Regions from separate parts of the Homo sapiens genome. Here all the other regions are linked to region 7. Evidence: chromatin loops called from intact Hi-C (ENCODE). Cell type or tissue: IMR-90. All regions are shown on one strand.

Region 1 (4,000 bases), 160 kb before region 7:
GGTTTAAATAAGAATGGTTTGGTTTGGTGCTGAATGATGTTGTTAGTACACCGCAATTCAAGTGTTGGCTATGCATTTGGGCCAATTTAGGGAAGTCCAAAACAACGCACATTCGCTCAGTAGTGTGAGAGATTAATTGTAGGCAGGTCCCATCTTTTTTACAGTATTCAAACGTTCAACCTTAAGACCCCACCAGGGCGTCTCATTCCACCGGGAACTAGAGAAGCTTGACTTGTGTGATCACCTCCTGATGAATGGACTGGGGCGGAACACAGATCCGGAGGTGGGGGCTTCTCTTCACCAAGCGCAAAGCCTACCTTCCAGAAGGCTGGCTGCACAAGCGGCCGCCCTAAATGCGGTCAAAGCGGGCAAATTCGCCGTGGGTGCCTTCCTTCCCTACCTCCGGCCCACTCTGGTTGCTCCTTCCCAGGTGCTCCAAGCTCTCCAGAGTTTCTGGTGGTTTAAAGTTTCCGCTTCACGCCCAGACTGCTCTAAGGGCAAACACGACCCCTTTCCTCTTCTAGGACCCCTTCCGTGAAGTCTGTTCCAACCCTGAGCCTCTCCACCTTCGAGATTGGCCGCAGATGCCCCGACGGGATGGCCTGGGGAGCCGAAAGCTGTCCCCAGCCCCGGACAGCTACTGCCCACGCCGCGCAGGCCAGCCTCACACAGTAGCGAATCTCCTTCACGCGACTTCCTCGCAGGCCTGTGAACCCGCAGGGGAGGCGGAGGTCGGTTCAAACCCTGCGAGAGCCCCTGCCCAGCGCGGAGTCCTGCACACGGTGGAAAGTCCTTACGCATTAGCGGGCAGGATTAAACGACTTCACACCACGAGGTGCAAGACTGGGCTTCGGGGCCTTCCTCGGTGTTGCTATTTTAAAAGAAGCTGCTCAGTAACCCAGAAGAAGATGACGGGGGACGGTGGTGTAGACCCGGCTGGAGAGGAGTCCAGGGCCTGGGAGGCGCCCCCTCTGACTGAGGGGCTGGGGACCCTGAAGCTTGGCGTCCAGGCCCCGCCAGCGCTGCACCCGGCATTGTCCCGCCTGGGGCAGGCGTCCGGTCCCTCGGCAGTGCGGGCCAGCACGTACGTAGTAGCTGCTGAATAAATAAATGCCTATGCAACAGGGAACGTCCCGGCCCACCCCGGCCGGGCCAGGGCCTAGGAAGGGCGGGCGTCCGGCGCCGCCGTGGGTCCCTCCGGCGTGGCCGCCCACACCTCCTGGCCACGGCGGGGCTGCGGTGGGGGGACATCCTGGGGCGGGCGGCTGGACGGAAGGGACTAGAGTCGGGGCGCGTCCACGGCCAACCGCCCCGAACCAAGCAGGGGAGGCCAGGGACCAGGAGCTTCCGGGGCCCCGCGGCTGGAGCGCCCGGACGCGAAGGGGCGGCGGGTGACGGGGCGCGGTGCGGGCGGCTACAGGGCCGGACGGGAGTTCCTCCGCTTTCCGCCGCGCGGCTCGCGGTCTCAGCCGAGGTCATCGAGGGCCAGGAGCCCTGGCGGAGGCCCCGCCGTCCCGGACCCACCGACGCACTCCCAGGGCTTGGCGCTTTCCCACCACCCCGGACCGCCCTTGGGGTGCCGGAGGGGCTCGGGGCGCGGCGTGGGGAGCCTTTGTGCCCTCTCCGCTTGTTGAGGTTTTTTCTCCGGAGGAGAGCTCCCCGCCCGCCACCCCTTTCCTCTCGAAAGTTTTGTGGTTTCCCTAGAAGACGAAAGAGGTTGAGAAGGTTGCGGAGACTTTTGCAATCTTCCCCGTCCAGAAACTCTAAAACCTCTCGGCGTTTGGCCCAGGGGAGCTATCTGGGGTCAAGGGGAGGGAGCTGGCCGCACATTCCTTCGCCCGCCTTCCTCCCACCTGGAGCCGCGGCCCCGCGGGGCAGTGCGTCCGAGCTGGTGCGGCGACGCCGGCAGCGGCGGGGTTAAGCTCAGGAATGCGGCGCGAGGAATGCGCATGCAGATGAGGCGGGCGGGCGCATGCTAATCGCATGCAAATGAGGGGCCCGCCGCTGCCGCGGCAGCGCCGCAGCTTCCCGGATCCGAGCCCAGACGGCGGCGGCTCCGGCAGCCTGGGCGCCGCGACCCTCGGCGGCCAGAGGGGGACGGGGCGGAGGAGGAGGAAGAGGCGGAGGCAGCGGCGGCGAGGGGGAGGAGGGTTCGCTCGCCGGCTCCGACGCAGACATGGTGGACTGATCCGCAGCGGGGCCGCGAACAGCGTTTCCTGAGGCACCTCCCGCGCGTGGTTCCGCCGCGCCCCGCGCCCTGCGCCCCTCAGCCCCTCGCCGGCGCCCGCGTCGCGGGTTGGCAGCCTAGCCCGGCAGCCGCGTTCCCGCCGCGTCCCGCGCCCGGTACCTATGGAGGCGCCGCTCGCCGGCGAGGCCGCCGACCATGCCTAGGAGGGCCGGGAGCGGTCAGCTGCCGCTGCCCCGGGGCTGGGAGGAGGCCAGGGACTACGACGGCAAGGTCTTCTACATTGACCACAACACCAGGAGGACCAGCTGGATCGACCCCCGGGACAGGTGGGCGCCGGCCGCGGGGGCGCGGGCCCGTTCGGACACGGCGGCTGTTGTCCCGGAGACCCGGCCGCGCGGGGGGCTGGGGCGGCGCCGGCCCGCGGTGCCCCGAGGGGTCCCGGGAGGGATGTGGGGCTGGCTGCTCCGGCGGGGCCGAGGAGCCGCCCGTACCCGGGCTCCTCCGCCCACCGGCTTCCCGACGCCCCTCCGGGGACCCGGCCCCGAGGCAAGGCTGGAGTCGCTGCCCCGGGCCGACGCCGCGCGCCAGGCTAACGGACCCGAGGGGCCACCTGAGCCCTGTTAGGAACTTCCCTAGGCTTCGAGGTGCCCACGTGGAGGCTGCAGGACACCTTCGGCCTCTGGGCGGCGGGGGTGGGCTAGGGCCTCACTGCCAGTTGGGGAACGAGCCCTCCGGGCCACCTGTGGCATCCCTCAGGCCGTCCTTGGCGCGGGAGCCTGGGCTGCGAGCTCTTGGCGGGGGCGCCCAGACTGGCCGGAGGTCCCGAGCTGGGAAGGGGCTCCCGCCCCCCGCCGGGCCCTGCTAGTGGGTGTGACTGACTTTGCCCCTCAGAGTTTAAAAACGCGCGTTTGGGGGTTTCGCTGTCTGTCGTTAGTCTTCACCTGAAAACTTGAACCGACTCCCAGATCGGGAACAGGCATATTGTGTTTGGAAGGGAGATGTAGTGAAATTAACGTTGGGTATTGAGGCACTCTGATTTGAGCTTAGCCTGGTTTCTTTGTTTTTTGTTTTTTAAATTGGTTCAGGAACTGAAGGTTCACAAATGTTTCTGTGTCCCATATTTTTTTTACCCTTAAAATTTCTTAGAATTATTGTAAGAATAATAGGAGGTATTCCTAATTATAAATTTGTAAATTATCCATTAAGGAGATATTCCTAATTGTAAATTTAAATAACGTGCCACCAGGGATAACTTCGACATTTGGACTTTTGTCATTTCTGAAAATTATAACTTTATTGAATGTGGCCCTTTGGGCTTTATATACTTTTTAGGTGCTTCTCCTATTTAACATTTTCCCTTTTCTCAATTTGAAGCTGAAATACCTAACTACTTTATAATCTCAGTTACTTTTGCCCTAAAAATGTTGTTTTTGAAAGCTACTAAAAGGCAATTACAAGAAAGTTATAAATAACATTATAAATTTATGGAACAATCCTTGTTCAATTATCCGTGAAGCTACGGGCCTAGGTTTCCCTCCTGAAATGAGAAAAGGCACCTGTGCTGAGGTTCGGTCTTGCCGCAGCCTGGCTGCCTGTTGCTGGCCTGATGAAAATTGTGACAGGCATCACACCTTCCCAGTGTCTCCAGACGTGCTAGTTGTTGTCATAAACTTCACGCTCCAAGCCAGTTATTTGACTTATGCTATTGCACTTTGAAACTACTTAACAGATAGTAAATGTCAGTGCTGATGGTGTGCACCCAACTGCGGCTTTTAAGGCACCTGTATAAATATTTGACTTTTACAGTTGTGT
Region 2 (4,000 bases), 460 kb before region 7:
ATCCGCCGACACTAAACAAAACAGATGCCTTGAGTGCCCCCTCTGCCTGCCAGTATTTCTAGCTCCTCACGCCCTTCTGTGTAGGTAAGCCAAGTTTGACTCTCCATCATTTCCAAAAGAAAGACCATTGGGCTGTTTACCTAGATTTTCCATAAGTTATTCATCTGGCTTTGAACATCCTACTAGACCCATGAAAAAATAAAATAAAAATGAGTTATAACTCATTATCACCCATTTTAACCACAGAGTTAAGCCAGAGTACCAAACAGGTACTGATAAGCCATTTGAATTTTCTACCTTCTCATTTAAGCCACATAATGAATGTCCTCTGTTTGCCAGACTTCTCATTTGCTGTTCACCACCCCTGCAAGCAATGGTCTCTTGATGTTAGTTAATTACTAATAACTTTTAGGTAAATTGAGTAAACCTTTTCATTTATGAACCGACTTAGAATCCTGTCGTGGAGGAATACGGGATTCCTAGAGTCCCGTGGATAGAGAATTTACTATCAACCGATTCTAAGCCTAGAGTAACATCATTATTCAGTTTAGAGTTAATGGGTTCCTCAAAGCAAATTTAATAAATCCTTCTGGGATCTAAGCTCAGGAAAATTAAAATTAGAAGCATAAATTGTCACTTTTAGGGCAAGAGACTGGCTTGGTAACAGTCCCCCTGCTTACAGGGTGAATTGTGAGCTACGCTTAGCCCTGGCCACAGGCATTCATCCTGTATTATGCAGGGAAATCTCGTTCTTCCACCTGTGTGCAGAGATTTCCTGAATTCCAGCCACAGCGGCCATTTCTCTATGGCATAGCTCGCTGCACACAACTGTCAGGATTTACAAGCGGTCCGCTGGGTCAAAATGAATTTTTAAAAATGTTCACAAGTGAACTCTATCAGGGGAGAGTGCGGGGAGCATAAATGCCCAAGGACTTAAAATGACAAATTCTCGGGCGTGACTGAAAGGCTGAAAATGGGGCGCTCAGTGGAGGTCGGTGAGGAGGCTCACCAGGCTCTCTTCAACCTGGAGTTCTTCTGCACCGTGGTTAATGACCGTAGGCTGGAGACTGCCCCATCCCACACCTTCCTCCCACACGAACACTAGGGAAAGTCTAGTCTGCCTGTTCCAGAGAAAATTCTGCAAAAATCGTCCCCAGAACTATCTTTGCATCCACGATGCTCGCTCTCTCTCTCTCTCTCTCTCGCTCTCTCTCGTTGCAATGGGTCAGGTTGAATCTAACCCTCTCTGTCCTTTAAGGCTTGGAAGGAATGCCATAGGGCTCCCTCGGTGGGCCAGGGCGACGTTGATGACTCAGGATCTCAAAAGGACCTAGAGCCAGTCTGTCATCCCCAGTTTCTTAATTTATTGACAAAAGGTAACGAACAAGCAGATTGTAAAATATCTTTATTCAGCTATGACATGATTTCCAAGCTCAAAAAAAAAAAAAAAAAAAAAAAATCAAGCCTGGCGTTTAACTTCAGTCTGGAGCATTGACAGGTGACAGGTCACTGCAGAACACAGAGGTGACCCAAGGCAGAGAACGGGAGGTAGCGAGAGGAAGACGACACCCTTCCCTGAGTCCTCCCTCATCTGGGGCTTCCCTCTGGCCTTCCCCTGGGGTTCCTGGGACTCGGCTTCTGCGGACATGGAAAAGCCGTCCCAACATCCGGCGGCCCCGTGGGCAGGGGTCCTGGGACGCCCCCTCCTGCATCCCCGGGCGGGCCCTGCAGGGGATGGCGGCGATTTCAGGAAGGGCTCCGGCGCCCCCTAGTGACGCGCGGCTGTGGTAGGGAAAGTCCTGCACGCCAAAAGGGCAGTTCCCGGGCCAGAAACCGAGGTGAAACCGAAGAGAAGGCGCCGCCGCTCGCCGCTCGCCACTCTCCACCCCAACCGCGGCGGGGCCGGCTCTCTGACCCTCTCTTCCCCACCTCTGCTCTGCCCTCCGAGTTTCACACTTAAAGCGGAGACTTCTGCTTCAGCACCGCCGCACCGAGGCCTGGGCCCTGCCAAAGTGGCTCGGGTAAGATTTCCCTGCACGTCGAGCAGACACTGTCATGCCGCGTTGCTCTCACTCACAGATCGAAATAAGGCCCTTCCTCCCGGGAATCGTCCGCGGGCTGAGTTCCGCAGCGCCTGAAAACAGTGATTTCTGAACTATCATATTGTTTCCCTTTTACTTTTCATGTTAACAGTCCTGTCGCTGGAAAGAATGTCCCGGAAGAACGGATCACTTAAATTCAGAGTGGCATTTTTATTTCTGAGGGAGCTGGGCTCTCACGGAACGTGCTGGAGTGACAGCCTGGAAGAGCGAAAGCCGCCCCCCCTCCCGCTTCCCCGCAGCTCCCCAGCCGCCTCGGCCTGGCCTCCCTGCAGCGGTGACATCCAGTCTCCCTCCTCTACCCAAGCCTGCGGCAGCCACGAAAGCCACCGCGGCGCAGAAGTGGGGAGGGATTCAACCTTTTGCCCCTGGGTTGTCGCCCAGAGAAGCCAATGGATGCTAATCTCATATAGCAGCCTGTTTGCTGGTGTCCTGCCTTCAGAAACCGGCCGTGAGTGAGCCCGCTGGCATTTTGGGAGGCCAATATATAGGCCCTTTTTCCTACCCGGGTTCTCGCTGAAATGAGTAAGGCCGGAGATGGCTCAGGAAAGCCAAAATATCACCTAGATAAAGGCCGGGTTGGGAAGCAGCAGGCACAGCTGCATGGGAAATCCCAAAGGGCCACTAACGGGACACCAAGATAGATCAGCCAGGCGCTGGCAGCAGTGGCAGGATGACGGGAGAGGCCCTGCTCCCTGAGCTGGAGCCCAGCGTGCCCATGCCCAGTTCGTTCCTCCCCACTCACCAGGAGGGCAAAGCGCTCCCCTGCCCACTGGGAGCCGGGATGACCAGGAGGCCCGGAGTGAGATATCTGTCTCTCTCTCTCTCTCTGTCACACACACACACACACACAGACACACACACACACACACACACACACACACATATATCACCAAGGAGGCTGTGGGCTGTGGCACTAGGAGAAATATTGCACCAGGTCTGGAGCCCCGGGTTTGCGGATGCTGCCCCCACCGCCTGTGGCCTTCAGCCAGGTTGCTTCCCGCCCTGGGCCTCTGCCGAAGCCAGAGGCAGGGGCTCTCCACCGGCAGCAGCGAGCGCCTCGCCTGCTGTGACAACTCTGTCTGGCTCTGGGGCTGCTCGGGAACCCGGTCCTAAACACAAGTTCTTGGGTCGTAAGCACAGGCTGGCAGTCCCAGATCGGGAGGCCCCATGCATCTGCTCCCGACCTGAGTCCCTCGCCCTGGCTCCCACTCCGCCACCCCATGGCGCTGCCTGCGAGAGGCGCCGGAGCCAGGCTCTGGCCTTTTCCGAGGCGGCTGCCTGCCGGTTCCTCTCGCGCCTGTTACACGGCGGACGGCAGGCTCCCGGGCTCTTGTAAATCAAAGGGCAACAGGACTCGCCTCGCCACCACTCAGGCTCTTTCTGCGGCCTCTGCCAATTAGTGCTCCAGTTAATCACACTTAGCAACTCCCTGGAGAAGCAGCGAAGCCGGGAGGAGCCCAGCGTGGGAGACCCCCTCAGGCTGGCTCTGCCGAGACGGAGATGACCACTGGCCTCTGCGCCTTGGTTTCCCCATCTTTACAGTGAACCCAGACCTTGGTCCCCAGCCGCCCCTCCCCACTTCCCGTGCCAAGACGCTGCATGTGTGTGCACACACACACGCATCTGTGTACGCATGTGTGCATGTGTGTGTGCATGTGCGTGTGTGCCTGCAAGTGCGTGTATGTGTGCATTTCTGTGTGTGTGTGCGTGTGCATATGTGTGGGGTGTGTGCACGTGTGTGAGTATATGCATGTGAGTGTGCACACGTGTATGTGTGCCTTTGTGTATGTGTGTGTGCACGCACATGTGGGTGGGTGTGTGCGTGTGGATGTGAGTACGTAATGTGCGCGCACATGTGTGAGTGTATGCATGTGAGTGTGCACGTATGTGTATGTGTG
Region 3 (4,000 bases), 320 kb before region 7:
GCTGAGGCGGGTGGATGACCTGAGGTCAGGAGTTCGAGACCAGCCTGGCCAACATGGAGAAACCCCATCTCTACTAAAAATACAAAAAATTAGCAGGGTGTGGTGGTGCATGCCTGTAATCCCAGCTCTCAGGAGGCTGAGGCAGGAGAATCGCTTGAACCCGGGAGGCGGAGGTTGCGGTGAACCGAGATCGAGCCATTGCACTCCAGCCTGGGCAACAAGAGCAAAACTCCATCTCAAAAAAAAAGAGTCAAATATGGCAGAGGCTGTCATAGAGCAAGAGAGCGTTCCATCTTCTAGACGCTCCACTCAGAGGAACCGAGAAACTTGAGCTTGCACTTCTAGAGCACTGCAGGTCTCCCCAGGAACCCTCAGGAATAACCACCTTCTCCCCAGCCTTGACCATGAAGGAAAGTTCAGTGGGATGAACCCCAACAGGAAGGCAGGGGGCAGAAAAAAGAGAGAGAAAGTCTGGGAGAAGTTCTTCCAGACACACAGCTCAGCTGACTCTGAGTGAGATTATTAAAACCAATGAGAAAGAATGGAAATCACTGGCACCACCCTTTGGGCCAGCTGTCTTGAAAGCGTGCTCCATAGACCAGTGTCTGTCTTTGCACTGCATGTTGAGTGTGTGTGAAAAGTACAGACATTGAAAGTAACCGTTTAGAAACAATTAAAGCAATCGGACAGAGTAATTCTCTGTCTATTGAATCTAATAATAAAAACCTGGGACCTGTATTTTGTATGTCTTCATTTTTTTTCTAGAAATCCCTTGATCTTATTTGACAAAAAATATAGATTCGGTACAGATCGTGGGGAAATCCCAGGTCCTCCCTCCCAGACTATTTGAGAAGCACTGTTTAAGACTAATGTTTGTAGTGAAGTCACAGTGAGAGCATGTTCTTTCTGATGCAAACACACCCACCTCCTGCCCTCGTGTCCTGCAGGCTGACCTGAGAGCCAGCTGCATAGCTCAAGCCACAAAGGAACCTAGTTTTTGGAAAGGGTGAGTATGAAAATAATACAAGGTAAAGAAAAGAATGTTACTTAAGATCTACTTATTATCTAAATCCTGCCCCCTTTTCTTAAAGACTGGAAAGACAAAGAAAAATTGGATATGTTTAGAAGTAAATTACCTCCCAGGCAGCAAGAGAGATTTAGAGGCTGGAGGTAAAGTATCTCTTTCTTAAAGTTCAAAGAGTGTGACAAAAAGGTAGATATAGAGACAGATGAGAAAAAGAGAACAGAGAATGAAAGAGCTCAAAGCAGCCCTGTATTAGTTTGCTGGGGTTACCATAACAAAATACTACAGACCAGTGGCTTCAACAACAGACGTATTTTCTCACAGTTCTGGAGGCTGGAAGTCCAAGATCAAGGTGTCGGCAGGGTTGGTTTCTCCTGGGGTCTCTCTGCCTGCCTTGCAGACAGACAGCTGCCTGCCTTGCAGACAGACAGCTGCCTTCCCTCCCTGTCCTGACCAGGTCTCTGTTGTTTGTCTTAATTTCTTCTTTTAAGGAAACCTGTCATATTAGATTAAGTCCTAACCATAAGACCTTCTTCTACCTTAATTACCTCTTTAGAGGCCCTATCCCCAAATACAGTTCCATTAGAGGTTAGGGCTTCAACATGTGAATTTTGGCGGAAGGGGACACAACTCGGTCCTTGACAGGACTCAGACTTCAAGGACACTCAGGGTTGTGCTCAGCGTGGACTCCAGGGGGCAGCAGAGATTTGCAGCCGGCCTGGGCAGAGGGCAAGGCCACACTCCAGGCCCGCTGTCGCGTGCCCTCGCCCTCAACGTTCCCTCTCGGATTTTCAGGAATTTCATTTCACGTCCTTGTTCCCTCCTATGTAACTGACAACGCAGAATCCGCAGGATGTGAGGAGTGGACCCCTTATTAACTCCAGTTCCCAAAATCACAAAAATATGGAACCAAAATGAGCTGCAATTGACAAAGCAGGATATTATACAGAGAAAACTCCTGAAAGCATGGCTAGAGATAAAGTAGCTGAGGTCTATATAACTTGCTCGTAAATTAAGGTGTTTTTAACATTTTAAAATTAATTTAGTTAATTAATTAATTTATTATTATTATTTTTGTGTGTGCGTGAGACGGTGTCTTGCTCTGGTGCCCAGGCTGGAGTGCAGTGGCACCATCTCGGCTCACTGCAACCTCTGCCTCCCGGGTTCAAGATTCTCCCACCTCAGCCTCCAGAGTAGCTGGGATTACAGGTGCCTGCTACCACACCCAGCTAATTTTTTGTATTTTTAGTAGAGACAGGGTTTCATTGTGTGTGTGTGTGCGTGTGTTTCTTTTTTTTTCTTTTTTCTTTTTTTTTTTTCTTTTTTTAGGAGTCTTGTTCTGTCTCCCAGGCTGGAGCAGAGTGGCACAATCTCAGCTCACTGCAAGCTCCGCCTCCCAGGTTCAAGTGATTCTTCGGCTTTAGCCTTCCGAGTAGCTGGGATTACAGGTGTGCACCACCACGCTGGGCTAATTTTTGTATTTTTAGTAGAGACAGGGTTTCACCATGTTGGCCAGGCTGGTCTCGAACTCCTGACCTTGTGATCCTCCCACCTCAGCCTCCCAAAGTGCTGGGATTACAGGAATGAGCCACTGCGCCTGGCTCAGTGTTTCGTTTTTAATTGACAGATAATATGTACATTTATGGGGGACACTGTGATTTTTTGATGCATGTATACAATGTGAAATGATTAAACCAAGCTAATTAACGTATCCATCACCTGACTTATTATTATTATTATTATTATTATTATTATTATTTTGGTGGTGAGACACTAGAAATTTACTCTCTTAGCAATTTGGTTTCTCAAAAAACAAAAAATAGAATGACCACGTGATCCAGCAATTTCATATATGGGTACATATCCACAGCAATTGAAATCGACATGCCCAGAGATATCTGCACTCCCGTATTTACTGCCGCAGTATCCACAATAGCCAGGATTTGGAAGCCACCTAAGTGTCCATCAACAGGTGAATGGATAGGAAAATGTACACTAGTGCATATACACAATGGAGTACTATTCAGCCACAAATGAAGCTTACAAGGTCACTGTAGCAGATGCTGCCAACGGCCTGGCCATGGTCCTGAGCCCTGATGTTGTGAAGCACACAAGCCCAAAGCTCCGAGGGCTTTCCTTGGTCAAGAGCCAGCTCTGTCTGCTGGCAGGGGAGGGTAGAAGTTCCGCTCCAGTGGCCCACAGCCAGAGCCAGGGGGTCCTCGTTCCAGTCTACACTGACCCAGCGGTCCCAGCAGGACTGAGCTGCAGCACCCTGTGACAGTCAGCTCGACGCCCCAGCCCGCACTGGCCGTGCTGCTTCCCTATGTCCCTTTCCCACCTCCTACCAGTGTTTCTAGGTCAGCTTCCACATCATGACTTGAGCTTGAATCTTCAGCTCAGTTGTGTTCCCACCCTCATAGATTACCTATTAATAATCGGTTTAATCTGGCAGACACCACCTTAACTATGTGAACAAATTTAGCATCACCAATAATGGGACAAATTGAGGTAATGGGAAGTACACAGCATCACCTGCAAAATATTCTTCATGAAAATCATCAAGTTCAATCAACCATGTGGGGCCAGGCGCGGTGGCTCACGCCTGTACTCCCAGCACTTTGGGAAGCCGAGGTGGGTGGATCACCTAAGGTCAGGAGTTCGAGACCAGCCTGGCCAACATGGTGAACCCCATCTCTTCTAAAAATACAAAAATTAGCCGGGCGTGGTGGCGGGCACCTGTAATTCCAGCTACTTTGGAGGCTGAGACACGAGAATCGCTTGAACCTGGGAGGCAGAGGTTGCAGTGAGCTGAGATCATGCCACTGCACTCCAGCCTGGGTGACAGGGCAAGACGCCGTCTCAAAAAACAAACAAACAAACAAACAAACAAAAAAACTACGAGGAAACACACTGTTCTTCAGTCAATTGTGTCTGGTGTCTGCCCAAAATCTCTCCATGTCGAAGTCCTAACATGCA
Region 4 (4,000 bases), 780 kb before region 7:
CTGGTGTGTGTTTATGTTTATGTAACAGTACCATTTTCCAGAGCTATCATTTAATACCAGCACTTTATGCCATATTGAAGGACAGTTGCAAGCCAATGACTTGATGCTAGTTTGTAGTCACATAGTTAATGTAAGAGCCTAAAGGATCAAGCAACTCAGCTTCTCAAATATTAGGGTCATTTGATACCAGTTCTCCTAGATGTGATTTAACCATTGTTTCTAGAAATTAGAAATGGAACTACTATACTAATAACAAAAGGAGCAATGTGTGATCCCATATATCTCAACAATGAGGTATGTCTAGGAAGGTATAGCAATATAACAAGATTGTCAGTATATCCATTAGTATGTCTGTGTATTAGTCTGTTCTCACATTGCTATAAAAAAACTACCTGATACTGGTAGTTTTTCTTTATAAAGAAAAGGGGTTTCATTGGCTCACAGTTCCACAGGCTGTACAGGAAGTATGGCTGGGGAGGCCTCAAGAGACTTAGAATCATGGTAGGAGGCAAAGAGGAATGAGGCATGTCTTACATAGCCAGAGCAGGAGGAAGAGAGTGAAGGGAGAAGTGCTACCCATTCTTAACCAGATCTCGCGAGAACTCACTCACTATCACAAGAACGACAAGGAAGTCCTCCCCCATGAGCCAGTCACCTCCCACTAGGCTTCTCCTCCAGCACTCAGGGTTACAATTCTGCATGAGATCTGTGTGGGGACACAAACCCGAACCACATCGGCCTGTTACTTTCATGAGAGCGGGACTCATGCTTTCTTACTATCAAGTTATTTCTAGCATTTATGACAATGACTAGACACCCACACAGTAGCAAATAAGTGATGATAGCAGCAAACATCAAGTGCCAGGTACTGTTCTAAGTACTCTGCATAGATGAGTGTATTTAATCCTTACACCAATCCGATAAAATAGGTACTATTTTTACCACCCATTTTACAAGAAATGAGGTGAAAAAGAGATGAAGTAACTGGCCTGAGGTCATGCAGCTAGTCAGTTGTGGAGCTAGGATTTGAACCCAGGCAGTGTGGCTTAACACTTAATGCTCCGAATCATTACCATACTTCTCATGTGTATAGAGTGCACTATTACCAATCAATTTTATAGGCTCTGTTTCCTTGTTTTCCCTTTCACAGCTGACAGAACAGTGGTAATACTTTACCTTATTTGTTCCATGTGGTTATTTTTAATACATGGGGAAAACGAGAAAGTTTTAGAAGTTGGTTGATATGAATTACCCTTTGAATACGATTAATTTTGAATGATTGTGTGCCTACCTATGAGAATTGTTTGTTAAAATTTTGTATGTCAGGAAAGATTCAGGAATATTAATATTAAATAAATTAATGATAAAGAAAAGCTGTCGTGTTATTTCTGAACTGGAGTACCCATTTCAAAATGTATTAAAAGTTATGCAAATTGGTCCTTCTTAGAGTTACTGATAATTGTGTGATTTACTGTTAATGATCATGAAAGCTACTTGAGTTGATACTATGTCTGAATTAATTTATTTATGGAATTATAAGACAAAATTAACTTGTTAAAAAATTCAGTACAGTAGATAATGCAAATATTATCATTTAATATACACTACTAAATTAATAGTTCTCTAATGGCCACAGATACTCCGTGTTTTAAGCCATGTTAGACATTTTATGATGTTTCATTTTAACTTAGAAAGATACATAGTACCTTTATTATAAATCTGTTTTTCATAGTTTATTAATAATTCAAAAACTTTCAAGAAGACATTTTATCTTATACCTCCTATAAATAAAGGTATACCATGTTCCTTGCAGGCACTGAAAAATTGTGGTATGGTATATAAATCAGTATTTTCTGGTAATGGATGTGCAAATGGCTTTCACAGCCCTGTCCTCGTTTGTATTTTTAGGAGTGACATAAGTGTATATATAACATTTTCCCCTTCATTACAAATGCATCAGCAAAACTGCTGATACTGGAGTTGTAAGAGTATTAACTGGTTAATTTTAAAAGAGTGACAGAGATCCCTTTGTCTAATGGCAACTTTATGGAAATGAACATTTCAGATGACTTCACAAATTTTTTTTTCAGACTCCAAAACAAAGGATATTATATATCAATTTATCATCCTCATCCAGTAACATGCAATTATACCCAATTTCAATCCTGACCAAGCAATCAATAAATTTAACCAAGTAACTATAAATACATTTGTCTCACATACTGTATGTGACACATATATGCATACATACAGTATGTTTATAAATACATACTGGAGTCTCACTAAATTTTTCAATATTTGATACTTTGCTTTAGAGGTAAATAGTGAACATAGAAGCAAAAAAGTGTGATGGAGTTTGATATGATTTATCTGTGGGTTTCTGGAATTTGGTATTTTAAACTAAAATCTGAAAAACCAGTATTTCGGTAATATTTTATTGAGCAAATGCTGGTGTTAGGTGTACCATGTGAGCTGTTGGGATCCAATGCTGAGAAAGACAGCATCCCTGTTCTCAAGGTGTTTATAGTCGATTCAGAAATGCAGTCAAGGAAACAGGAGATTGTAGAGTATGACACTGGTTTTATACAGTTTTATGTACAGGATTCAATGGTAGCACAGAAGATGGGCAGCTAACCCACCTTAGGGGATTCTATAGAGACCTACTGGAGGAAATCACGTTTAAGCTGATACCTGAGCAATGAAGAGAAGGAAAGCTGAGCTAGGGACATATGTGGTGTCGGTTTTGCAGAGTAGGTAGCATGTCCAAAGCTGGAGCCGGAAGACAGTGTCAGGGAGCTGCACATAGATTAAAACCATCAGAGTGCAGGTGTGGAAGAATAACCATAAAGATGGAAACCAAACTGAGATATTTGGACTTTATCTGGAAGTAGATGGAAAGCCACTGGAAGATTTTTAAGCATCCAGGCTTTTAAAAACCCTTTTAAATAAACTTTTAAAAAGATTTAAAAAAGAAAAAGGTTCTACTTTGTTACCTTTCATTCTTAAGAAGTATTTTAATTGTGTGTGGGGGGGAGGGTGGGTGGGTGGTCATCCCTATGGGAAATATGAGCTACTATAATAAATAAACTTTAAAATATAGGGAAACAAGGAACTATATTAACTGGCTGGATGGCCACATCCCAGAGACACCTCCTTTGTAGGAATGGGGAGCATGATTTTATTAACAGTTTATAGCTGCCAATCACTGACACAACTAGTTACCTAAAATAGTCAATGCTGTTCTCATATAATGAACAGTTACTTGCAAAAAGAATTAAGCTGATCAAAGTAAATCAACAAAAATCTTGGTAATAGAAATTTTATGTAAGGTCCAGGATCACAAAAGCCACAGAAAAATGCAGAGCTAGAACCCCCATATGCTGCACTTTTATTGCAGGAGAGCCTGAAGAGTTTCCATCTGGACTGTGTCTTACCTTCTCAGACAAGGGCATGAGGGTGATCCAGTTGTGGTCCAGATTGTCTTATTGTAAAGGGCTAAGCTTAATATAGATAACCCTCAATATACACTGCCTTGGCCTTAAGGAAACTGAAATTTCTAAAATGGTTTTAAGATGAGTCTAGTCCCTTGGGGGTCTTCCAGATGATGTTAGTTATCTAAGCTAGAAAGACATCCAGTTCCTGGCAAAAGAAACGGAACAAAGCATTGTATTACATGACGAGACCCCCTGTTTTCTCTTTTCTCTTCCTCTATGTGAGTCATCTAGTACCACATCTCACTCGGTATCATAACTTTGTTCTGAATGTCAGCAGTGTTAAAGGAGCTCCACAGCGGACATTTCCTTTAACCCGCTAATTCTTGCACGTGGTTTCTAGAATTTGGTGAGTCACCAGAGTGTGGGATACAATGTGGAAGAGAAACAGCCATAGCTAGCCCTTTTTATGACTGCTGCAAACTAGTGTTGTAATATAGTTTTATGTTCCTCTTATCTGATACCAAAGTTACCTGTATGGAAAGCCCGGGATGAAGTGTGAAACTGGT
Region 5 (4,000 bases), 140 kb after region 7:
TCAGATTGAAGAAGCTGACACTTCCCACTTCCTTCCTGTTTCTGTTTCCACTTTCTGTGTCCTAACTTTCTTCCTCCAGATCAGTTAGTTCTTTCCTCCTCCTGGACTGGTTTCATCATATCTATCATACAGACAATTCTTCTTGATTAATTAAGATAATCGTTTTGGTTTGGTTCTGAAATGCATTATCCCACCTTCTTAGTTATTTACAATATTTTCCTTAGGCTAATGTTAAAATTGGTCTGAGGAAACTATGCCACCCCGTTCTCCCACCCAGCCATGCCTTTCTCCTGCTACAGAAACTCCCATGCACAGAGACAAGGACAGCCACTATCTGGAAGTGCCGGGAGCCATGTTGGGATTTATGACAGGTGCTACACCTATTCTGGGGGCTGACGATGGAATGCACTTCTGGTCTGCTCTGCCTTAATTTGTTTTTCTAGACGTGTTCAACAGCTGGACAAGATCCCTATGATCAATTAGGTGCTGTGCCCTTGAAACAAACACTCACACAAACAGCTGGAGAATCCCTGCAGTCTCACACTCCCCATGGCAGTCCCTAAGAAGCTCGGCTTTCCCATGACCAGACATCTAGAAACAGAATGAGTGAGGCAGGGGAGGCGTACGGTATAAGAAGTGGAAGGAAGATTCTAAATGTAAAGAAAAGAGAGACCCCAAGGTCAGGCACTGTATTTGGTCCTGGAGATACAAAGATCCATATAGTGAGATATCTTACTAAGATCATAAAATAAATAAGATGTGGGATCTTAGAGTCTAGGAAATGGAACAGACAAGTAACTCAATAACTACCAATTTAGTATAATAATAGTAATAGAATGTACAGGCCTCAGAGGATGTGCAGAGAAGCAAGAGTGAGAAACCCTATCTGAGGGCATAAGGACAGGTTTTGTTGTTGTTGTTGTTGTTGGGTTTTTTTTTTTTGAGACGGAGTCTCGCTCTGTCGCCAGGCTGGAGTGCAGTGGCGCCATCTCGGCTCACTGCAACCTCTGCCTCCCGAGTTCAAGTGAATCTCCTGCCTCAGCCTTCCCAGTAGCTGGGACAAGGACAGGTTTTAAAGAGAATTTAGCCACAGAGTTTTGAGAGAAGAGTCGACTAGAAAGATTCAGCGGGGCAGGATGCTCTGGGCGCGATGGAGATGGGCATATACAACCTAATAAAGAAGACAGGAACGACCGCCTCCTGCCCTCTAATAAAGACATGCGGCCTGTTTCCAGCCATAACATATAGGTGTGTCTGCTTAGTGGACACTGAAATGAAGAGCAGGCTCAGAGCCAAGCATGTTAGACTGGGGCGTTCAGGAAAGAGCAGAGAAGTTTGCTGCTCAGTAAAGAGGGGAGAGGGGGACCCCAGGCCGCTGTGAAGGCTCTGGAGGAGGCAGAACTTGCAGGCGCCCTTGGGTTCTCCGAGGGGGCTTGGCAGCCACGGGGACCAGAGAGGCGTGAGACATGAGGGTAGTTAGGGTAATTAGGGCAGGGCCCCCTGAAGGAGAGCCTTCCAGCCCAGGCTGCCTCGGGAGGATGCACTTTACCATCCGAACCAAGTGGGGAAGAGGAAGAGAGGCGATCAGTCGCTGCAACAAACCAAGTGCTTCAGGTGGGAGGATTACTTGAGGCCAGGAGTTTGAGACCAGCCTGGCCAACATAGCGAGACCCTGTCTCTCTTTTTTTCAAAAAGGCAAAATTTAAATTAAAAAAAAAGAAAGAAAGAAAGAAAAAGAGGAAGTGCTGGCCGGCACAGCAGAAACCTTGGGGCAACAGTGACCACGTGGGCAGAGGCTGCGAGTGTCAGCAAAAGAGGACAGGCCGAGAACTGCTGGTTTGCAGACCCCTAACTGGCCCCCGCTGGCCCCCGCAGCTGACTCAGCGCACCCTAAACTCGGAGGAAGTGCCAGACGGCCAGGTCCTGGGCAGCCCGGGCGCTCGCTCCGCTCCAGGTCTCCCGAGCAGGGGTGCAGGCCCGAGCACCCGCACGTGGCGTGCGCCCCTAGCTCCTCCCGGGGCGGCAGCTCACCAGCCCCCGCCTTAGTGGCTGGCTTCCACCCAGCCAAAGCCAGGAAATGTCTGTCCTTAAGCCTCGATTTGTTAATTATTTAAGCACTCTGTGTGTGTGTGAGAGAGAGAGCGTGTGTGTTTAATTTCCTTTATTTAAAAAGCACGCCGAGCCCACTGGGACCGCGGTGCTGAAGAGGCCGCCGGGCCCGGGAGAGACTGCATTCTGAGAACCAGCCCGCAAGCCCCGAAGTCGGAGATCGCAAGGTCCTAGCGGCAACAGAGCCTCCTAGCGATGGCAGCGAGCCTCGCCCCGCCTGCGGTGAACCCGCCCCCGCTCACCCCGCCACAGGTCCGGCGTCTCCCGGGTCCGCCGCGGCCGCGGGCAGAGCTAGGAGGGCTTCTCAGCCCGCGGGGCAACCCTGCTGCGGCTCCATCCAGAACCTCCCGCTGCCAGGCGCCGGGACCGGGGACGCTGGCCCCCGGATTCAAACCTATCATGGTGCATGATAACACATAACATAACATAACATAACATAACATAACATAACATAACATAACATAACATAACATAACATAACATCACAACACCACATCACAACACAACACAACACAACACAACACAACACAACACAACACAACATAACACTGAGCGTTTAGATTCAGCATGTACTCTGGGCCAGGCTCAGCTCTAAGCTGGTGCGGATCACCACGATGACCTCTAGAGTCTCCTCTGAGGTGGGTTCTACTGTTAGCCCATCTAACAGATGAGGAAATGCAGATAGAAGTGGTGGAGGAAGTGGCCCAAGCTCAGGCGGTGGCTAAGTGACTCCAGGGCAAGCCCCTCGCCCCCTGTGCTGGAGGAAGCCCGCGCCCAGGCTCTGTCGCTGAGCAGGGCACGCCTTCCACGCAGCACCCAAATGCATCGAACACTGTGCACGCGCACGAGAATAAGAAACCGTGACAAAAATACGGGTGCATCAATGTAGAGTAATGAGAAGGCAAAGCTGTTTGTAAGCACGATACAAAACCCAGAAAACATCAGGGGAAAAAATGGAAAAGCCCGACCAAATACAAAATTTTAAACCTAGGTTGGCTATAAAATAATATACCACTGAAGAACTGGGGCCCGGCATGGTGGCTCGGGCCTGTAATCCTAGCACTTTGAGAGGCCACAGCGGCCTCCCAAAGGATCGCCTGAGGCCAGGAATTCAAGACCAGCCCGGACAACACAGTGCGATCCCGTCTCTATTTATTTAAAAAAAATAAAAGAGGAAGTACTCGCGGTACAGCACAGAGGATTGCTTGAGCCCAGGAATTGGAGACCAGTTTGGGTAACATAGCAAGTCCTCGTCTCTACTAAACAACAACAACAAAAATTACTCAGGCACGATGGTGCACATCTGTATTCCCAGCTACTCTGGAGACAGGAGGATGGCCTGAGCCCAGGAGACAGAGGCTGCAGTGAGCCGAGATCGTGCAACTGCATTCCAGCCTGGGCAACAGACTGAGACTCCGTCTCCAAAAAAACAAAACCAAACCAAAACTGAAGAACTGGGAAAATATTCATGATACTTATTAGGAATGAATGGCTAAGTTTACTAATATCCCCAAAACTCTTAATGACAAAAGATGTAAACACACATTTCAGAGAAGGAACTAAAAATGGAGGATAAGCAAATTGAAAAGGTGCTCAATTTCCTTCCTTCCTTCCTTCCTTCCTTCCTTCCTTCCTTCCTTCCTTCCTTCCAGACGGATTCTCACTCTTTTGCCCAATGGCACAATCTTGGCTCACTGCAACCTCCACCTCCCAGGTTCAAGCGATTCTCGTGCCTCAACCTCCCAAGCAGCTGAGATTACAGGCATGTGCCACCACTCTAGGCAAATGTGTGTATTTTTAGTAGAGATGCGATTTCCTCATGTTGGCCAGGCTGGTCTCGAACTCCTGGCCTCAAGTGATCCACCCACCTTGGCCTCGCAAAGTGCTGGGA
Region 6 (4,000 bases), 190 kb before region 7:
TTATTTCAGGAAGGAAACAAAGAAAGACATTTTCAGACAAAGAAGACAAAGAGTTTACGACCAGGAGAAGCTTGCTAAAGGGAATTCTAAGGGGCATATTTTAAAAAAAGAAAAATGATCCCATATGGAGAGCCAGAAATGATGAAGGAATGAAGAACACAGGAAGCTCTAAATGTGTTGATAAATCTAACAAACATTGACTGTATAAAACAAAAATAATGATGTCTTTGGGGATTAAAAAATAAATGATAGAAATGTAATTAGTTTAATCTCTATGGAGGGAAATTTAGCATTACTGTACTTATCAAAATTACAAATGTACATATCCTTTGATTTAGCAATTCCACAAAGAATTGTAGGAATTTATTTGAAGGTTGAGTATTTCTTATTGTAATTAGTCTTCACATTGTTTTGACTGCAGGCAAGGATATTTCAGATATGTGAGCGCTTACTGGAACCAACGAAATTCTTAAGTTGTATAATTCTTCCAAATTCTTTGATAATTCCTGGTTCAATCTGTGTTTACCCCCACTAAATTTATGACTACTTCTGTTTCTAAATGCTTTACAATTGAATCACAATTAAATGTAATGAGAAGATCATATTTAAAACTCCATGATTAATTATTCTATAAAATAACACTTTTTTTCTATTATAAAGAAAATAGCCTCTAATTTATCTGTTTTTCAAGTGCAGAAAATCGTCATGTTGAAGTGGACTGCATTGCAAAAGCTTTTAAGCTGCTCGTGTGAACTCTGAATAAATTTTCCCTAAAAACCATTTTATTAAAAATGATTGTATTCACAAATAATCTTAAGAAAGTTGGTTTAACCCACAATGAGTTGAAATGGTCCACACTTGTGATGAAAAATAGTAAAAAGCAACATTTGTTATTTCCAGAAAATTGAAAATGGATAAGAACAAGAATCAATCTTTTTGTTCAATGTCGGTGCCTCAGGAAAAGTGGGTAAAAGCAATGTAGACACACAATCAGATGAGAAGACGACAAGAGCCTTCTGTAGAACTCTGGGCCCTTTTTGAGGCCTTTACGAGTTTATGGAGAAATCATGAAATGTATTATTTTCCTTTTCCTTTTCCTTGGAAAAAAATATCTAAGACCATAACACGTTTGCTTTAAAGTTGTGATTAGTGTCACTACTGCTGCACAAACAGAACTCGAGAAAGAAGAAGAGAAATCATCTTTTTTTTATTATTATTTTTTATTTTTTTTTGCGAGACAGAGTCTGGCTCTGCCGCCAGGCTGCAGTACAGTGGTGCGAGATCTTTGCTCACTGTAGCCTCCACCTTCCGGGTTCAAGCAATTCTCCTGCCTCAGCCTCCTGGGTAGCTGACATTACAGGCATGCGCCACCACGCCCAGCTAATTTTTGTATTTTTAGTAGAGATGGGGTTTCACCATGTTGGCCAGGCTGGTCTCGATTTCTTGACCTCGTGATCCGCCCGCCTTGGCCTCCCAAAGTGCTGGGATTACAGACGTGAGCACTGCGCCCGGCGAGAAATTATCATTTCTAAGGAAGCCAAACGGGTTAAGAGAGGCAAGGAGGAAGAGGAGGGTTTAAGAGAATATGAGTGCCAACAAAGCAACTGCATGAGACTAAATAAACTGAATTATAAATGGAAAAACACAAAGGAAAAGTAGCTAGAGACAGGTCTGTCCCCTGGGTAAGGATCACAATGCCTGGCCTTCGTGAAAGCTCAATGAAGATTTATTGAACAGAGCAGAACTGAACTGCCCCCGAGAAAATCGTTTGAGGGTAGATGTTAGTTACCCATGTGGACCACCAGGTGGCAGCATGATCTCGTGACCCCTCAATTGTCCCAGGTAAAACCCGGATGGGAAAGAAGCCCATCTACCACCAGGAGATTTTTGTGGATAGATGTTCATTAGTCAAATGTTCATAATTTGGTAAGAATTTGTATGACTTTTCTCAAATCAGGTGAAGGACGGCTGAAGGAATCTTACTGATGGAATTTGGGTCCCAAACTCCCTACCTATTTTAACCTGAAGTCATTATTCTTCAAAAATTACCCAAAAAACTACATTGCTACATTTCTAACCATTAATATCAAGTTAAAAACACATGGAATGTGTGAGCTAGCAATAATCTAGATGACCGACATTCAGATAGAACTATTGCTACTACATGTTGCCTTTTGCTTTTTATAGCTGTGAATTGACCTATTTCCCAAAAATACAATTAGTCCAAGCTTTATTATTTCAGGCTTATTCATACATGAATATTCCTCTGAGCATTACTAAAATAAAAACCAAGTAAAACAGATTAAAAACTATATTTAATGGTCCCCAAAGAAACCCTTAAAAAAAATCTTCTCTCTGCCCATACTGAAGAATGATACCAAAATAGTTTGAAAGTTTAAAGCAAATAATTAGAAAGTAAAACAAAATGTTCTTAGGCTATGTTGATGGAGATCTGGCTAAACCCTTGAGAAGACAGGAAACGTAACTGAGAAATACGCTGTTCTCCTTTATCTAAGTGTGATTAACTACAATGCTTGCTCTGCAAGGTCGGGATCACTTTTCATGAATTCTTTCTCCGAGTGCGTCTTGCAGGGTCAGGCCCTCCCCTCCTGAACTCCATGGTTGACAATGGATCCACTGGTACAGTTCTGCTTCTCTCCTGGATGTGGAAAACCCCAAAATTGCACTCCTCACCCAGATCTCTTTTCCACCTACGCTCAGCACTCTGTTTACTGAACATTTGCAATGGTGAACCTGAGGGTCTGGAAGCCCCCAGGAAGAAAAGTAAAGTGAGATTCCATTTCATTGCCATTACTGCTAAGGGTTATTCACGCAAGAATTCCAACAATTTACATAAGGATCATTAGCCTCACTGGAAATGCATTTCATTGCAACAGACCTGAGTCTTACATTCTTGACATTTTCCAAGGAGTGGCACTGGGCATTGGCCATCAGAAATGGCCATGGTGATTATGCAGTTTTAGAAATATGCCTAAGATACATGAGGGATGCATTCCCCCAAACCATTATCCTCAGCCCTACAGAGTGATCTGGATAAGATGTGCTGAAGCTCCATGGAGTTTAAAGTAGTATTTATTGGCCGGGGACAGTGGCTTATGTTGAGGTGGGAGGACTGCTTGAGCCCCGGAGCTCAAGGTTGCAGTGAGCTATGATTGCCCCATTGCCCACTGCACTCCAGCCCGGGGGGACATAATGAGAACCCGTCTCAAAAAAAAAAAAAAAAGCACTTACTAAAAAATCTGAATTCCCCTTTGTTTCATTCACTGTATAGGGTCTACTTTGAAGGGAAGTGTTGTAATCTACAGAAGGCAAGGGTGACCTATTAATATTTGCAGAAGATAAATGATTACTCTGATTACTATTTGTAGGATCACCAATTTACACTGATTCTGCACTAGTCTGATACGGCAGCAGTCAGTGTAAAGTGTACTAGGTGATTTTGTGGAAGCCACAATTTGTGCAAAATATATCCTCTCAAGCTGAAAAGGATGTTTAAAAGATCATGGAAATCACGAATGCCAGTGGGAGTAATTTGGGGCTTTATTTGTTAAATTAGGCAACAAAATATCAGTAAGATATTTCAAGAGGAAAATATTATTTGTAATTTAGGGGAAAAAATCCCTGAAAAATGGAGATCTGAAACCCAAGGTAGGGAAAATCATTAGGAAGAAATTGAAAAATATTAGGCAAGAGATGAATCCTGGGTCTGTGTAGCGGGGAATGGGGAAAGAGTGAAAAGTAAAGGAAACTTCGGGAAGTGAGTTATAGGGCTTAGGGGAAAGAGGGTGATAAGAGAAGGAAACAATGGTTGATTTCATAGCAGGGGTCACTAAGGCAATGATAAAGGCATTAAGGGAGGGAGGAGAAGCAGGAGGAAAAATCTGGATGAAAAGACAATGAGCTTGGTGGGGGGTATATTAGCAAGATATCCTCATGATGTCTAGCAGGCATTTGGAAAGTCTGTGTGGATTTCAGGGGA
Region 7 (4,000 bases):
ATTCAGAACAGCAACTGCTGTGCAGGTTCGTAGCCTGGGAGCAATAGGCTATACCACATAGCTTGGGTGTGCAGTAGGCTGTACCGTCTAGGTTTGTGTAAGTACACTCTGTGATGTTTGCACAGTGATGAAATCACCTAACCATGCATTTCTCAGAACTAGACCAGGTCGTTAACTGACACACGGCCGTAATATAGGGAGTTCCTCTGTCCCTGGCCATTGATTCCATTCTTTAGCAGGTTTCTTCCCTCTGCAGATCTGAAGGAGCCAGTAGAGATTGTGATTAGGTTTTCCATTTTGTAACAGATTTTATGGTGTGTGCTTTTTGTCTTTCAGCCTCTCTGCCAGCACCCTGTCCATGTCATCTGGGAGCAGCCTGGGTTCCCTGGCATCGAGTCGGGGCTCTCTGAACACCTCCAGCAGAGGGTCACTCAACTCCCTCAGTTCCACCGAACTCTATTACAGCAGTCAAAGTGATCAGATAGATGTGGATTATCAGTATAAACTGGACTTCCTTCTGCAAGAGAAAAGCGGTTACATTCCTTCTGGACCCATCACCACCATCCATGAAAACGAGGTGGTCAAGTCCCCTAGCCAGCCTGGCCAGAGTGGACTCTGTGGAGTGGCAGCTGCAGCAACAGGCCACACTCCTCCACTGGCTGAGGCCCCGAAGTCTGTGGCCTCCCTGTCCTCGAGGTCCTCCCTTTCCTCCTTGTCTCCTCCAGGCTCTCCCTTGGTTTTGGAAGGCACGTTTCCCATGTCTTCTTCTCATGATGCCTCTCTCCATCAGTTCACTGCTGACTTTGAAGACTGTGAGTTGAGTAGCCATTTTGCAGATATCAGCCTCATCGAAAATCAGATTTTGCTGGATTCTGATTCAGGAGGAGCCTCCCAGTCTCTTTCAGAGGATAAAGACCTTAATGAATGTGCTAGGGAGCCATTATATGAAGGAACTGCAGGTAAATGCAGCCCTTTGCTTTCATGTATTCCCTGTTAGTGATTTTAAGGAGAATGATTGGAGCATTATTTTTCCATATAAACAAAGGGTATGATTCCCCTTCTCTTTCTTTTGAGTAATCGTTTTGGCTTCATTTAAGAAGGAGCTTTTATTTATATACCTAGATATTTTTCATTATCAAATAAAAATTACCTTCCCTATTTAGTAGACTTAATCATTTAGTACCTGCTCAGTTGTCCAGAGACACTCTGTGTGTGGTAGCTGACTGGGAACATATGTTGTGAACATATTTCCAAGTAGATTCCAGTTCTGAAATAGCAAGGCAAAGAAGAGGATTTTCTTTTAAAAGTTGGCCTAAAACAGATTAAAACCAAGGCAATTAACATAGTAGCTAATTAGTACCAAGGTTCAGTGTTTAGATTGTTCAGGGAATTCTATATAAATACAGTTTTTGTTTCAAGCCAGACTCCTTTTCTGGCGAAAAGTTAATTTAAAACAGCAGGTTGCAGTGTATGGTATTACCCTGCCACCTTCTGGCCAGGTTAACAGTTGCAGCCCCGGGAAGGGATTACTAGAGATTGTAGTTCTTAGGCCTGCATTTGTATTCAAAAAGACAGAAACAGGAAAAATATCATTTTTTTGTTTGTTTGTTTGTTTTCCTTTGCAAAGCAGGAACTTTGAATATGTTAGATATGATTGTAAAGAGCACAAGATGTTTCCCTTGTTGGCAGATGATCACTGTTGGTCTGAGGAGGATGATCTGTTCCAGAGCTAGCTTGAGACAAAATGTGAAATAAAAGCCCCAGTGCTCATCTACAGCTGTCCTGTTCACAGCTACATGTTTTACTGACCACACAAAACAGGGCAGGGCTCTTTAGAAGTGCTCTCTTCCTGTTCCCAGAAGCATTTTTATTTGTATGTATGGTCCTAAGAATTCTGAGTAATTGATTGGCCAATTCAGATATGTAAAGACATTGACAAATCCACCTTGTTTCTACGGTTTCAAATACTGAAGAGCCAAGTGCTGTGCCCTGTCAGTGGCCTGGGCCTGTGGGAGGGCCCATGAGACATTTGTGTGGTTTGTGCGCCCTCTCCTGGGGAGATGTCAAAGCTACAAGTAGCAGGTTATGGAAATAACCACAAAGAAAATAACCAGGGGAATGGTGTGTGTACATAATGGCCCCAACAAAACAGAAAGCCGCGTGGGGCCTTCACCACTGCTTCTGGGAAGGAGTACGGTGTGTGTGCGTGCGTGCGTGCGTGTGTGTGTGTGTGTTAGGGGGTGCATACCACTCCTGGAACCAGCCAAGCCTCCACTCACATTTTAGTCACCAACGTGTTTGGGTAAGCACACTACCCAATCTCTCAGGATTATGATTCCTTATCTGCAAAATGGGGTTGCTACAGTAATCCTTGTGTCAGGCTGAAGGATTTAATGCAGTGATAACATGTGAAGCACTTAACCGTGTCTGGCACTCAGCACACAGTTCATGGTAATTATTAGTACTCTGTGACAGTGATGATGATAAGTAATAAACTCTGGCTAAACACAGTTCTTACTGTAAACCATGGAAAGCTATGAGAAGAAGAAAGAGAAGAAAATGGAATGTTCTGTGCCAGCGTTCCTTCCTGTGCTTTGAACTTACATCTTTTGACCTTTCAAGGTAGTTTTGCTCTTCCTGTATTTGGAGTGGTATCTAGTGACCACTTCTAACATTCAGCCAATTTGGAGGGGCAGTAAGTGAGGCTGGATGCTGGAGAAGAGGGGAGAGAGTGATGAGGGAAAAAGTTGCCTAAAGTCTGTCACCCACCCAGTAACCCTGAGGTCTGGGAGTCCTGTCTTGCAAGTGTGTCTGGTTGGCCCATGCCTTGCTCCTGACACTTGGGTCTTGCTGTGTCTGAAAAGTTTGTGGATGGAGACAGTATCTCTGAACCTTTGTGAAACAGTTTTTAACTTTTTAAATGCATATATTAGAAAACTGCTGTTAAAAAGTTACCCTAAGAGAAAATACATCCAAGAGCTTTGATTGCAGATAATATTCAGTTGCATGTCTGAAAACAAGTGAAAGCGTATATTTAACCATAAAGGCTAATTCTCACAAATTAGCTGGGCATGGTGGTAGACATCTGTAGTCCCAGGAGGCTGAGGCAGGAGGATGTCAAGGCTGCGACGAGCTGAGATTGCACCACTGCACTCCAGCCTAGGTGACAGGAGTGAGACCTTGTCTCAAAAAAAGGAAAGATGAATTATCTTCAAGTCACCAGCACTTTTTTTCAGGGGACGTCTGCCCTGCATGTGGGGTGGTGGCTCCCTATCAGGGACGTTTGTCATCTCCCTCAGTGCTCTAGAGGCTTAGGCAGGTAAAGTCAAGTCCCTTTTACGTAAACTTTGCTGTCCAGTGCCAGTCCCTGCTGGATGACACCAACCACGTTGGAATAACTGCAAAGGCCTTCCGCAGTCAGTCACTGTCATTGTCAAAGTCAATTTCAGGCTGCTGTGGTTATTCCTGGGGGTAATCAATAAATCATGTCATCACCTTCACCCTTCACAAAGGGGGGTGGGCGGAGAGAAGGCACTTCATCATCAAGGAAAAAGCATTCCCACTGCCAGAAATAAAGTGGAAAATGCAGCAATCAATCCTGTAATCTGAAGCCTTAAAACTTAAACATCTTCACAAGATGTAAAGTCACGGCTCAGAAGGGGGCCAAAATGCATACCAATACAGATCCCTGCGCTCACTCTCACTCACTGGAGGATGAAAGAGCACCACAGGCTTGCAGCTCATTACAGTACAGAGCACAGCCTTAAATGAATGTTCCTTGCTCACTGCAGGATGCTGGTGTATGAATATGAGTTCGAGATAAAAGTTAAGTGGTCATTGGTACTAAAGATTCAGTAGCACAAAAAGTTTTTTAATGGTATTGGCTGGTGAGGAGTTCCTGTGAGTCAAAGACATTTTTTCTTTATTTCTGTTAGAATAGTAGCACAGGAGATGTAGGATATGGCATGTGGAGAGAAGGGGAGACCAAAAGAGGTGGAAA

What was found. Hi-C counts contacts between places; a loop is a spot of excess contacts. Peaks named below come from ENCODE experiments on the same cell type or tissue, not always from the same donor. Only the 100,000 strongest peaks of a DNase experiment are listed, where the experiment ranks them.
Region 1: it touches region 7 in a loop (3.0-fold over the local background); 10 of 110 quality-filtered maps call a loop at or near these places.
Region 2: it touches region 7 in a loop (12-fold over the local background); 12 of 110 quality-filtered maps call a loop at or near these places.
Region 3: it touches region 7 in a loop (9-fold over the local background); 107 of 110 quality-filtered maps call a loop at or near these places.
Region 4: a loop joins it to region 7, with 5 times the contacts of the local background. A loop is called at or near these places in 14 of 110 quality-filtered maps.
Region 5: it touches region 7 in a loop (4-fold over the local background); 31 of 110 quality-filtered maps call a loop at or near these places.
Region 6: it touches region 7 in a loop (7-fold over the local background); 107 of 110 quality-filtered maps call a loop at or near these places.

What each region holds. Positions count from the first base shown.
Region 1 is chr4:183,097,109-183,101,108 of GRCh38, forward strand. WWC2 (WW and C2 domain containing 2) reads left to right here and starts at 2,149. Exons shown (of 23, transcript NM_024949.6): 1 at 2,149-2,514. The coding sequence starts at 2,384. WWC2-AS2 (WWC2 antisense RNA 2) reads right to left here and starts at 2,091. Exons shown (of 1, transcript NR_024008.1): 1 at 1-2,091. RefSeq lists an enhancer at 908-1,202 and a silencer at 908-1,202. In IMR-90, CTCF peaks have their summits at 2,057 and 2,871; a DNase peak (open chromatin) is centred at 1,983; H3K4me3 peaks cover 2,842 bases; H3K27ac peaks cover 2,579 bases.
Region 2 is chr4:182,804,765-182,808,764 of GRCh38, forward strand. No RefSeq gene overlaps it. Among named protein-coding and RNA genes, the nearest start is that of DCTD, 110 kb to the right of the region's middle. RefSeq lists silencers at 1,630-1,719, 1,740-1,789 and enhancers at 2,869-3,807, 3,936-4,000. In IMR-90, a CTCF peak has its summit at 1,768 (motif pointing left); a DNase peak (open chromatin) is centred at 1,777; H3K4me3 peaks cover 642 bases; H3K27ac peaks cover 285 bases.
Region 3 is chr4:182,936,575-182,940,574 of GRCh38, forward strand. LOC105377577 (a long non-coding RNA gene) reads left to right here and starts at 851. Exons shown (of 3, transcript XR_939536.3): 1 at 851-1,006. In IMR-90, a CTCF peak has its summit at 1,714 (motif pointing right); no DNase peak of the experiment used is centred here.
Region 4 is chr4:182,483,290-182,487,289 of GRCh38, forward strand. All of the region lies in intron 3 of TENM3 (teneurin transmembrane protein 3), which reads left to right. Among named protein-coding and RNA genes, the nearest start is that of TENM3, 240 kb to the left of the region's middle. In IMR-90, no CTCF peak of the experiment used is centred here; no DNase peak of the experiment used is centred here.
Region 5 is chr4:183,396,552-183,400,551 of GRCh38, forward strand. No RefSeq gene overlaps it. Among named protein-coding and RNA genes, the nearest start is that of CDKN2AIP, 46 kb to the right of the region's middle. RefSeq lists an enhancer at 1,402-2,193. In IMR-90, a CTCF peak has its summit at 2,307; a DNase peak (open chromatin) is centred at 2,270; H3K4me3 peaks cover 513 bases.
Region 6 is chr4:183,071,936-183,075,935 of GRCh38, forward strand. All of the region lies in intron 2 of LOC105377578 (a long non-coding RNA gene), which reads right to left. Among named protein-coding and RNA genes, the nearest start is that of WWC2-AS2, 25 kb to the right of the region's middle. In IMR-90, a CTCF peak has its summit at 1,808 (motif pointing right); a DNase peak (open chromatin) is centred at 1,816.
Region 7 is chr4:183,260,574-183,264,573 of GRCh38, forward strand. It overlaps WWC2 (WW and C2 domain containing 2), which reads left to right. Exons shown (of 23, transcript NM_024949.6): 11 at 337-959. Among named protein-coding and RNA genes, the nearest start is that of WWC2-AS1, 22 kb to the left of the region's middle. In IMR-90, CTCF peaks have their summits at 1,495 (motif pointing left) and 2,044 (motif pointing left); a DNase peak (open chromatin) is centred at 2,078; H3K27ac peaks cover 1,475 bases.